Linked DNA regions of Homo sapiens: regions 2 and 3 are each linked to region 1. A link is a contact called in ENCODE Hi-C data. All regions are on one chromosome and are shown on one strand. The core of a region is the stretch at or near the end of the contact, and the rest is flanking DNA. Distances in the headings are between cores, read along the strand shown. Region 1 holds the start of PTAR1 (protein prenyltransferase alpha subunit repeat containing 1). Region 2 holds the start of RFK (riboflavin kinase). Region 3 holds the start of CARNMT1 (carnosine N-methyltransferase 1).

Region 1 (4,094 bases), core at 833-3,332:
GACTAGTCTTAAACAATGAGTTAAGCTATTTAAATGTTTAAGACCTATATTACAAATCATTACATTATTCCGAATATCCAACTTATCTCAAAGTTTTAAATCTCGAATGACCCAAATCCTTATTACTAATAAATTATACATTGAGGATATATTAATGAGGTTTTACAGTAGAAAAAGGATTAGGGAGGGGCATTAAAGTCCTTTAAGAGTTTCCATAAATGTGATCCACAAGAACTGGGACATGTTCCAAACTGCACTGTGTTAAAAACTGCCAAGCCAATGAACATTCAATCTTGGTTTCTTCAAATATAATGATGCTCTTTTAGTCTACCTCAAAGAAGAGAACATAAGATGATTACGACATTTTGTATTAGATTTCTAATCTCTGCTGTAATTTCTTCTAGAAAAATACCAGTGATGAGAAAATACACTCTTCATTTGTCCAACTTTTTTTTTTTTTGAGGTCGTCTCTTACTTGCACTAAGGCTCCCATTCTCAAAAAGAAATCGAAAGACTGATATACAGCAAGGCATCAAAGCATTCTTTAGAAGGCTCAGCAACCACTATGGATACTGCCAGGAAATCATTCCAAACACTCTCATTTTGAAAAAGGCAGCAGTCATAAGGGGGAGGGAAGTGGATGCTGTCAGAGGTGGCAGGTGTGTTTTGAGGCCAGCAGTGTTTTGTTTTTAATGTGGCACAGTTGCACGTCTCCAATTGTGTGCCACAAGGGAGCAAAACATCCAACGGCTTCTTAACTGTTTTACAATCATCACCTTGGAGGAAAAGAACACTTTGGTAAGATACACGTTTGGCAACTTTTTTAGGCAGAAAAGCTGAACCGGTTAGAATACTTAAAAAAAAAAATCATGAGCTCCAGTCTAAAGAATAAAATAAAAATAAATTAAATAATAATAAAAAATAATAAACTAAAAAAAAAAAAAATAAACTCCAAAAACAACTAGCTAAAATGAAAGTAATGCAGAACTGGATGCCATGTTTCTTTTCTTTGAGGAGGAAGAGGTATGGGAAAGGAGGTACATTGTTGCTTCTTCCCTACACCTTTGTATAATGTAGATCTCTCTCTCTCTCTCAATAGCTTTCTTTTCACTTGTTACATAAAAGCAAAGTGTTACAAAAAGTAGACTCTTGCGGTATCTTCCCACAGTACTTCAAGTAAAATGGAAGAGATACATATGTCAGTTCTGCAGTGTCCCGTTAAAGAGGGCAGCAGTGTTGGGATAAAAATGAGTTAACATGCTCCTTGTAACTATGAATCCGCTTATGCTAAAAAGTATCAAGGTTTCATTTGCTTTATCCCAGACTCCACACTGCGCCCACAGAAGCTTCTCTTGAGAATGTTCTGTTCACCTTTCAAAACACAATGTATTATCGGAGTCACTTTACAATTTTGTGGCAAGTAAGGCTAAAGTCAAAAGCAGCCTCAAACCACCTTTAGTTAGTAAACTGAGGGGTTTGAGGCTCATTAAAAGTAAGAGGATCGGTTACCCCCTCTTGCCAACGTCCGGGATGAATCTCAAGAGTTGTGTTTACAAGGCATACACGGACCCACATCGTTGTGTGCGCCCGAGTACCTTAAACACAGGAAGGATGTCGACCTACGGGGGACGTCTCTGGAGTTTCGTGAACTCCTATGAAAAGGTGGGGAGGGACAGAGAAAGTAGTTCCGTTTTGATTTTTTGAGGTCACTTCTAGGGACTCGACCGCGAGCGCGTCCCGGTAGCGGAAAGCCGGGCCAGCGGCGGCCGACAACGGTCCCGCCCGACACGGCTCTGCCTCCTCCCTAGAAGGGCTCGTGGGCCAGGACCCGCTGTCCGCCCGCCGCCCGAGGTCGGGTGGACGCTTGGCCCCGCCCCCGCCCGCTCCCGACGACCCTCGGAGGCGGCGGAGGCGCGCGACTCACATGTGTGGGTTCCTCCTGAAGGCGTTAGTGATGTCCTTCACAACCCGCTGCACCAGCACCGCCACCTCCTCGCTGGTCTCGGCCATGTTGGCGGCGGCCGCGACAGTTCGGGCGCGCCTCCGCGTGAGCCGGGCCGCCGGCGGGAGTTCCGCGGAGAACGAGCGCGCGCGCGCGCGCGCGGGTGCTTCGGCTAGGCCGCGTCCCCGCCGCCGCGGCCGCCGCCGAGCACTTCCGGGTCAGCCAGTTGGCGGCCTGGGCGTGGCGTTAGCTAGGGTTGGTGGCCTTCCAGTGAGTGGAGAAGTTCGCCTCCGCGCGGGTAACGGACTTTCTAAGCGTCAGAGAAGATGCTGGACATTTGTTTGCAAAGTTCTCTCAGGCCTCCGATTTTCTTATTTTAAGTTTTAGGCGAAACCTCAAGACACACTCCCAGAGAGTCAGACACCTTCCTGAACCCCCCCAGCAAGGTCCCCGGGCATTCCTGAAGGAATGTTCAACTGAGGATGCAGGGCCTCTTAACAGTTAGTCCCGGGCGTTTTTCAGAGCTTGTCTGCTTTATTTTCCCAGCCTGAGAGATGAAGAGGTCCAGAGGCATTGCGGCGGAGCGAGTCCCTATTTGACCGTGTTGGTGACCTCCTTTCTAACTGTGCCAATTTTTGTCTCTGAACTTGAAAGCAGCCTTTTTAAAAAACATTAATTAAAATTCTTAAATTTATTAAAGGAAGAGAAAGGAAAGTGAAGGAAAAGTTATTTGCCATCTGTATGTAGGAAGTAGAAGTGAAATCGTTTTTAGATTTTTCGACTTCATTTTGTACTGCATTTGGTAGCCTTTGCGTCAATTTTGGAATTTAAAAAAAAGGATCAAGGCTCTGACAGGGTTTGTTCATAATAGCAAAAATAAATTTTTGTAGGAAAAACGAGCTTTCTAGTTTATTTAGGATTTTGAAATGCCATAACTAAAATTTTTGTGTATCAGGTTTTCTTTTGCACCTCTGGTAGAAAAATCTGGCTGCCCTTGGTTCAGTTTTATTCTTCCACCCTTGAAATCTGGCCAGGTGCGGTGGCTCACGCCTGTAATCCCAGCACTTTGGGGGGCCAAGGCGGGCGGATCACAAGGTCAGGAGATCGAGACCATCCTGGCTAACACGGTGAAACCCCGTCTCTACTAAAAATACAAAAAAAAAAAAAAAAAAAAAAAAGCCGGGCGTGGTGGCGGGCGCCTGTAATCCCAGCTACTCCCCACTGCACTCCAGCCTGGGCGACAGAGCGAGACTCCGTCTTTAAAAAAAGGCCGGGCGCGGTGGCTCACGCCTGTAATCCCAGCACCTTGGGAGGCCGAGGCGGGTGGATCATGAGGTCAGGAGATCGAGACCATCCTGGCTAACAAGGTGAAACCCCGTCTCTACTAAAAATACAAAAAATTAGCTGGGCGCGGTGGCGGGCGCCTGTAGTCCCAGCTACTCGGGAGGCTGAGGCAGGAGAATGGCGTGAACCCGGGAAGCGGAGCTTGCAGTGAGCCGAGATTGCGCCACTGCAGTCCGCAGTCCGGCCTGGGCGACAGAGCGAGACTCTGTCTCAAAAAAAAAAAAAAAGAAATCTGTATCTTTAAAAAGCTATTAAAAAAATAAACTCATGGTGTGTTTAATGTGAACATATGCGGAGCGTTTGAAGTAGTTTTTATGATTGTAAAAGTAAAAGCTATCTATTGCATGTAAAGTGAATGAGAAATATAAACGAAAAATATAAATTTACTATACTCAGTGGCCAGTATTTCCTGTGGGTATGTTTATAAAGGCTGGAGTTAGCCTTCTGGTTGTAAAAGAAGTGAGATAGGACCGGGCACGGTGGCTTACACCTGTAATCCCAGCACTTTGGGAGGCAGAGGCGGAAGGATCACGAGGTCAGGAGTTCGAGACCATCGTGGCCAAGACAGTGAAACGCCGTCTCTACTAAAAATATAAAATTAGCTGGGCGTGGTGGCACGTGCTTGTAATCCCAGCTACTTGGGAGGCTGAGGCAGGAGAAGCGCTTGAACGCGGAAGTAGGAGGTTGCAGTGAGTGGAGATCGCGCCACTGCCCTCCAGCCTGGCGACAGAGCAAGACTCCATCTAAAAAAAAAAAAAAAGAAGTGAGATAGAAGTTTCACAAAATTGTAGCCAGCAAGGTGGGACAG
Region 2 (4,094 bases), core at 894-3,393, 6.6 Mb after region 1:
AGAGATTGCCCAAAATTCCAGTATTTGAACTACGTTGTGATTACCACTGATAAGCTATTTCTGTAACGAATACTGTAATATATTATTCTAAGTCATCATACCATTTTCGGTTACAGAGCAAAATATAATGCTTACCATAGACTTCTTCGTATTCTTGTAATATGGGTTCCATCCTATGCTCACCACCATCTTATGGACATCTCCACTTCCAACACTGGCCCAACCATAGTAAATACCAGTGGATATATCAGCTGGAAGATTATCTACCACTTGCTCAGGAAAATTAGCTAAACAACAGAAGAAAATATTTTGAGTCTTACAAATTTCGTATTAAATGCCTGTAGCCGAGTGCAGTGGCTCATGTCTGTAATTCTAGGACTTTGAGAGGCCAAGGCAGGAGGCTCATGTTGAGCTCTGGGGTTTGAGACCGGCCCGGGTAACATAGTGAGATCTTACCTCTATTAAAAAATTAGCTGGGGATGGTGGCCTGCACCTATAGTCTAAGCTACCAGAGAGGCTGAGGCAGGAGGGTCAGTTGAGCCCAGCAGATGGAGGCTGCAGTAAGCTATGATCGCACTACCACTGCACTCCAGCCTGAGTGGCAGAGCCAGATTCTGTCTCAAAATAATAATAAGAAACAAACATTTGTAAAAATCACATGCAAGGCTAATGTAAATCATTACATTCACAAGACTCCTACAACTTTGCCTGTAAGTATCAATCCCATCCTTCCATTTTCCGGCTCAGATTTCCCTCTCCTATTCATGTGAATAGGTTATGAATAAAGTACCAGGTAAGTATATAAAGCTCTCCAAAAAAATCCATACTCTTTGAGTAGGATGCAAAAAACAAGTACCAGAGTAGATGGATTTTTTCAGATCTGTTCTTTCCTAACCAGGTACTGAATCACCTGAAAAGTTTCTTTCTTTTTTTTTTTTTTTTGAGACGGTGTCTCACTCTGTCGCCCAGGCTGGAGGGCAGTGGCACGATCTCGCCTCACTGCAGCCTCCGTCTCCTGGGTTCAAGCGATTCTCCTGCCTCAGGTTCCCGAGTAGCTGGGATGACAGGCACGCGCCACCATGCCCAGCTAATTTTTGTATTTTTAGCAGAGACGGGGTTTTACCATGTTGGCCAGGCTGATCTCGAACTCCTGAGCTCAGATGATCCGCCCGCCTCGGCCTCCCAAAGTGCTGGGATTACAGGCGTGAGCCACCACGCCCGGCCAAAGCTTCTTATTTTTCAAATACACAAGCTCAAGGCTGACTTAACAAGTCAAGACGCAGCTCTGGCATGTATTTCTAAGGATGAATTACAGTCAGGTCTCGATTATTGAAATTAATGTAGACAGACCAAGAAGGTTAGCTGACTCTCATTCAACTACCTATGTTATCATTTGGACATTACATAATTACAAATTAAAAACAAAACCACCTTAGACCCGGCTTGCGAGTTCAGCCGTTCTGGCCCACGTTACGTCTCTAATGGGCAAGACAAGCGCAATGCTTGACCAACTGTACCTTGGCTGGCCAAGGAGGCGTGAACGGGGAATCCTGCGATTCATCTCGGGCTTCCGGCCCTCACCACCCCTCAACCCCGTCCCCGCGGAGCTCGGAGCCAGAAGCAGGGACAAGCTCCCTCAACCGAGCCAACGGTCCTCCGCCACAGACAAGGGGATGCGGGAGGAGGAAGGGTGTGCTCTCTGCCCGCGGTCCGGAGGCCCCACGCCCCGGTCCCAAGTCCCCGGCTGCCGTCTCTCCCCGCTCCCCACGTGACCCGGCCCGGGGGACTCTGGCCGCCCTGCTCTCACCTGTGGGGATGCCCAGCTGCTTGGAGCCGCGGCCGAAGCCCCGCACCACTTGACCCCGGCAGAAGTAAGGCAGGTGCCTCATAATGCAGTCCGCTCGGGGAATGGGCTGCGGCCCGGTCTGCGCGTCCTGCGGAGCCGCCGTCGACGCGGCGCCCAGACCCCGGACCAGCCGGGGGACAGGAGCGTGAGCTCTGCCTGCCGCGGGGGCGCACCAGTGGCCGGACGACGCCGACCACAGGCCACTGCGAATCCCTGACGCCGCCGACCCAACAAATACCGCCGGGCGCCTGAGGAGCTGCGTCTCCGCTGGAGGGCAGCGGAGACAGCCGAAGTAAGTGCCGGGTGTGAGCGGGGTGGGGGGAGGGGGCGGCCCGAAGCGCAGAGCCGGCCTCCGCGCCGCCGGCGTGCGCTCCCTTCCTCAGCCGAACGCCTCGAGCCCGCTCGGCTTCCGTAGCCCCGCCCCATCATGGCCCCGCCCCGCCGCTGCCTCGCCCGGCTCCCGCCGCAAGCTCCCGCTGCAGGCTCCCGCCCCAGGCGCCTAATGTCTGGATCCCGGGCTTCGTTTCAGCCCCTGGCGATGGGAACTAATGTGGAAACCCCGTTTTCAGCCTGAGAGCCGCGAAAGCACAATTCTCGAACAATTCTGGTTTTTTTTTCTCCTTCCTCCTGTTCATAACAATCCGGAAGCCAAAGTGAGACGCTCTTTAGCTCCTTGGCAACCGCTGGGTTGAACGTCAGGCATCGCTCGTTCCGTTCGCTCTTTAAGTATTTATTAAAGCTCCAAAATTCAGCTCAAAGATCGCCTCTTCACAGAGGCTTTTCCTGGCCGCCCTACCAGAAGCGGTCGTCCTCCAGGACCACTGACCACGTTCTGGAGTTATTAATATATTCGAATGTAAGCTCCAAGGGAGAAGTCCCTGTCTGTGACGCTGTTAACCCCAGAGACTAGTGGAAGGTTACCGACATGGGCGGTGACTGTCCCCTCCAGGCTGTCTTCTTGACAATTTCACAAGCCCGATAACAGGCCGTCCCTCTACTGCAATGCAGATAGAGGCCTTCGTACCCTCGGAACTGTAAATACGCACGCTCCTAGGGAAGTAGCTCTGGGCTCACTCACAGGATATGCAGGGTGCAAGGTTATAAGAAGGTGCATCCTCTTAACGTCTCGAAGACAAAGAAGTTTTTTATTTATTTTTTTAAATTTTTAATCAATGGAATCCAGAGAAGTTTAATTTTTTTCTTTTTTGCTCTATACATTTGTATAAAATTCTGTGCAGACCGTGTAGTCTCTTTCTACCTTACATGTATGCATCTCTGATAAGATTTACCTGATATTAAATTTATGTTCTAGGCCAGGCTTGGTGGCTCACGCCTGTATTCCCAGTAGTTTGAGAGGCCGACGCGGGAGGATTGATTGAGCCCAGGAGGTCGAGGCTGCACTGAGCTATGATAACGCCACTGCACTCCAGACTGGGCGACACAGTGAGACACCCTCACCCCTTAAAAGAACTAGAGAAGAAGAAGGAAGGGAGGGAAGGGAAAGGAAAGGGGAAGGGAAAGTGAAAGGGAAGAAAAGGGAAGGGAAGGGAGAGAAGGACCCAAAGAAGCAATTATGGTCAGTTACTTATCTATACGGAATTAAACAAAGAATAATGAGAATAACGATAATAGTAATACCGGTAGTAAGAGTAGTAATAGCAAGTTGTGAAAAGCAATTAAGTTATCTGGAGAGGCTTAAGAGTTATTTTAGCAAGGTGTGTACAGGATTCTCTCACTCTTGACTCCCGTCCTTAATAAGAGTGCTGCATTCCTTCTAATATAGGGAGGATGTCTCTCATATGGTAATTTCATCTGCTTCTAAGAAACAGAAAAGAGGTCAGAATGATTTTTTTGTATCTATTGTTTTTCAAGTGCTTTTAATTCAAAATAGTCAATATGCAAGAATGGTATATTTTTAACTTCATCAGCAGTGATACACCTAATAAGAAAAGCCTGGAGGTGAGAACTTGATAAATCATCCCTGGGTCTTACGCCACTAAGCCCTAGGTTGCAAGAAGGTATGAGAATTAAATGAGATAAAATAATTAAATGAATCATAGGAGGTAAATGAGGAGGGGTGGTTTTAAGAATAGAGAAAATGCTAAGTATTTTTCACACTGTCTCATGTAATCCTCTCATCAGCTTTGTTGGAAAGCATTAACCTAAACGTATAAAAATGGGCGGGGCATGGTGGCTTACGCCTGTAATCCCAGCACTCTGGGAGACCGAGGTGAGCGGATCTCTTGAG
Region 3 (4,094 bases), core at 436-2,935, 5.3 Mb after region 1:
CCAAACTTCTCTTTTGGGCTCCGTAAAGTAATGCTGTCCCTGGTCCCTATTTCTGGGTTTAATCAGTAAATTATTTCATCAAGATCTTCGAAGTTCAAAAGTTCCTATCACATATACAATCAGATTCCAAATAACTTTAAGCTTTCACTAAGCAAGCTTCTAAATTCAGACTAGTAAACTAATTTAACTATCAGTCAAAAACTTGACAGACTATTTGGGAATGAGAAATGTATTTCTTTGCTACTATTTGTTTTGTTAAAAATAGAGCTTAAACAACATATGCCAAGCACTAGTGACATAAAAATAAAAAAGACTCAGCCCCTGCCCTTGAGGAGGTCACAGCAAAGCAAGAGATTTATAAAAACAACTATAATACATAAGATGAACAATATAAAAAAACTTTGCATAAAGCACAGCAGGAACCCACCTATGGGAACAGGTTTACCTGCGTAGGAGGTCATGTCTGTCTGATTCCAACTGCAGCCTCAGAACATAGTCACCGGTGGACTCATATCTCTTACGTGAATAAAAGTGTTATCTTCACCTGAAAATCCAGTTGATTTAAGTCCCTTTCAGCTCTTGGAATTATAATTTTGTGATTAAGCTACTTTAACATCTATCTAGAAGAAACGTGGAAGTTAGGGAGCTGTTTTTATGAATGAGGAGCATAAAGGTCCTACCACAGTGCCTAGCACACCAGGGAGAATTAGATACAGATTTGCAGAAAAAAAGAACGTAAAGGCAGCTCTTATTGTGACTTCTCTCATCTCTCCTAATAATTAGCAAATTTTAGAATATCCGGACCACTTCCGCCCTTAATCACCCACCAGTTAAAGACACTGAGCAGCATCATTCAATCGCTCACACAAAAGTGCAAGTGCGTTCACAGCGCCAAAGAGGGGTGGGTGGAAATCTTAAACTGCTCTTACAAGCACTGGTAACAGTTTGGGAAAATACGTCCTACAGCATCCCACGCGTAGGTGAACTTGGGCTCTCCGTGTGTTCAGTTTGGAGGACATCGACCACACACACCAATCAGCCCAGCAGTGGACGATTGTACCACCATCGTCTTCTATCTGAAATTGTTACAGCGCTTCTCTGGTCACCCCCATCGGCCTCAAAGCCAAACCTTTACGAGGACGGAGGCAGGAGAGCTAATCTGATCCTGAGGTCAGAAGACACGAGGCTGTGCAGCAGACGGCGCGGCGGACACGCGGGTGTGCAGGGCCGGGAGGGGCTGGGGTGGTGCGAGGTGACTCGGGGCCCGGAGGTCAGCTGCAGCAGCCGGGTCCCGACGCCTCGGAGGCGTGGCGGCGGGACGGCGAGCGCCCCCGTTCCGGCGGGTCCGCCGCCACCAGTGGGCGCCCCGACGGTCTGGGCCGGGGTCCGCCACGGGCTCCTTACCCGTAGTAGCGGAAGGCATTAATGATCTTCCAGAAGTGCTCACGCTCAAGCCTCTCCTCCTCCTCCTCGGTGCTGCGCGTGGCCGCCGCCGCTGCCGCCGAAACCGCCGCGGCCGAGCCCCAACGCCCGGCGGAAAACTGCACTTCCACCTCCTCGCTGCCACCGCCTCCTCCCCCGCAGCCCTCGGGCAGCCGGGAGGTGGGCGGCGGAGGGCGACGCCGTCGCTGCATCGCCGCCGCGGCCCTCGGCCTGGCTCGCTTGCGTCTCTCCGCGACCGACAGCGTGGTGGCGGCTGCTTGGCCTTCCTCTAGACGGCGCCCGCCGCGGACATGCCCCCAGCTCGCGGCGCGCTCCGCCCCCGCCACCCTCAGGCCTCCATCCGCGCTGGGCTCCGCCAGGTCTTCAGGGCTCCCAGAACCAATGCGCATGCGTGTGCCTTGGTACGCGGAGGGCCCGTGCGGTCTGCGCTCATTTGCTGCCGGGCTTCGGAGACAGCGCGCTGACGTCACAACCACGCTTCCAAGGGCGGGGCCAAGGCCCCTTGGTGGGAGGCGGAGGAGGAGCTCGTAGGTGGGGTGGGACTGGCACTGCCGTTACCTGTGCGCGGCCGCGTGGGTGGGACTTAAAAGCCGGCGAGTGCCGGATTGTTGAGCTGGAGGCTGAACGCGGTCCCAGGCACTAGCAAAGAAGGGAAAGGCAAAAAGGAAAAGTTCGGCTTTGATGATTTTATTCGGAATTTTTATTTCAGAAAGTCTAGAAGGAACGTCTTGTATCCACCCTAATTTAAGTTTTAATTCACTTCCTAAATGAATTCCTATTTTTAATTACTTAAGGGGGTCGGAAGTGGGCGCCATCATCTTTTCACTTTTTTTTTTTTCCCCACTCTGTCGCCCAGGCTGGAGTGCAGTGGTGCGATCTCGGCTCATTGCAACCTCTGCTTCCTGGGTTCAAGCGATTCTCCTGCTTCTGCCTCCCGAGTGGCTGGGATTACAGGCGCGCGCCACCACGCCCGGCTAATTTTAGTATTTTTAGTAGAGATGGGGTTTCACCATGTTGGCCAGGCTGGTCTGGAATTCCTGGCCTCAGGCGATCCACCCTCCTCGGCCTCCCAAATTGCTGGGATTACAGGCGTGAGCCATCGCGCCCGTCCCATCTTTCCAGTCTTTAGGGGCTTGCGGCAGTCCTAATTCCTCCTTTACTGAGGATGGCAACAGATGAGGAAAATGCAAGGACCTTCTATCCAGCACCTGGTCTTGGGAAGACCATTACACCTACCAGCATCTAAGGGTGGCTCTTGGGAAATAACTTATTCTGGGGCCGGGCGCGGTGAATCACGCTTGTAATCCCAGCACTTTGGAAGGCCTAGGTGGGCGGATGACGAGGTCAGGAGATCAAGACCATCCTGGCTTACATGGTGAAACCCCGTCTCTACTAAAAACACAAAAAATTAGCCGGGCTTGGTGGCTGGCGCCTGTAGTCGCAGCTGCTCTGGAGACTGAGGCAGGAGAATGGCGTGAACCCGGGAGGCGGAGCTTGCAGTGAGCCGAGATCGTGCCATCCAGCCTGGGCGACAGAGCGAGACAGCGTCTCAAAAAAAAAAAAAAAAGAAAAGAAAAAGAAATAACTTATTCTGTTCAATTTAATCCACCACCCAGCAAATGAGTCTTACAAAGTAATGATAAAAGGGAAAGATTGCTTTATTCGAGGGGTTAAATATGCCCAGTGACCACAAAGTCTGTTAAAAAGTTACAACCATATTGAAAGTGAAGTGGCTTCATATTTTCATAATTTAAATTAATAGTTGAAATAAAGGTAATGCTTAAAATGACAACATTTTTATATAAAAGTTTTCTAAAACGTGAGTCTATTAATAGTAATGCAGTAATACATGTTTCAAAATTCAAAAAGAAAGTGCAAAGGATTACAAATATGAATTGGAGACAGTCTCGCTCTGCTGCCCAGGCTGGAGTGCAGTGGCACGATCTCAGCTCACTGCAACCTCCCGGCCTTCCAGGCTCAAGCGATTCTCCTGCCTCAGCATCCCGAGTAGCTGGGATTACAGGCATGCGCCACCACACCTGGCTAATTTTTTGTATTTGAAAATACTAAAGTAGAGACGGGATTTCACCATGTTGCGCAGGTTAGTCTCCCTGAACTCAGGCAATCCACCTGCCTGGGCCTCCCAAAGTGCTGGGATTACAGGCGTGAGCCGCCACGCTCGGCCAAGTGTGAATAATTGTTTTACCTGTCCCTAGCCAGCTATGTTCCTCTCCAGACACAATATACCAATTCCTTGCCCATTCTTCCAGATTTTCTATCTAATGTCTATTTTTCCAAACACTAATTGTTCGGAAGTTATGTATAAACACTCATAGTAGTAGCTGTTTCTAATACTGTTCTCATGTACACATGCACAGAAGTTTTACATGTTGTAATTCATTAAATGTATTGATATAGGTCTGAATGACCTAATTGATAAAGGCCAGAATGTCATGGATAAAGATAATCAGCTCCATACTTTGAAATATCCTCGGAGGTAGAATAAACATTTTCAAATTAAAGTTATGTGCAGAGGCTTCCTTGACTCTGTCTCCTAACTTGGTGAGTCTTAGAGTCTGTGTCATGAAGGTGCTCAGCTTTAAACTCAGTTGTGATCTTACAGGTGAGGAAACCAGGGAATCAGAGATATT

What was found. Hi-C counts contacts between places; a loop is a spot of excess contacts on that map. Pooled maps may share reads with other maps.
Region 2: a map of B cell shows a loop between it and region 1 (29-fold over the local background). The contact joins the promoter of RFK here to the promoter of PTAR1 in region 1. A Hi-C loop is called at or near these places in 2 of 168 maps with a recorded cell type or tissue (B cell and naive thymus-derived CD4-positive, alpha-beta T cell), 1 of 37 single-sample maps with no recorded cell type and 7 of 50 pooled maps.
Region 3: a loop to region 1 is called in a pooled map, with 11 times the contacts of the local background. The contact joins the promoter of CARNMT1 here to the promoter of PTAR1 in region 1. A Hi-C loop is called at or near these places in 10 of 50 pooled maps.

The regions. Positions count from the first base shown.
Region 1 is chr9:69,757,929-69,762,022 of GRCh38, forward strand. PTAR1 (protein prenyltransferase alpha subunit repeat containing 1) reads right to left here and starts at 2,083. Exons shown (of 8, transcript NM_001099666.2): 1 at 1,925-2,083. The coding sequence starts at 2,010. LOC105376076 (a long non-coding RNA gene) reads left to right here and starts at 2,167. Exons shown (of 4, transcript XR_929910.3): 1 at 2,167-2,545. RefSeq lists enhancers at 1,581-1,630, 3,105-3,960 and a silencer at 1,771-2,240.
Region 2 is chr9:76,392,283-76,396,376 of GRCh38, forward strand. It overlaps RFK (riboflavin kinase), which reads right to left and starts at 2,144. Exons shown (of 4, transcript NM_018339.6): 1 at 1,808-2,144; 2 at 136-287. The coding sequence starts at 1,889. It also overlaps a transcript of GCNT1 not described here. RefSeq lists enhancers at 1,415-2,228, 2,091-2,385, 2,563-2,802 and silencers at 1,593-2,082, 2,123-2,202, 2,223-2,282.
Region 3 is chr9:75,026,608-75,030,701 of GRCh38, forward strand. CARNMT1 (carnosine N-methyltransferase 1) reads right to left here and starts at 1,686. Exons shown (of 8, transcript NM_152420.3): 1 at 1,405-1,686. The coding sequence starts at 1,634. RefSeq lists an enhancer at 518-567 and a silencer at 1,218-1,907.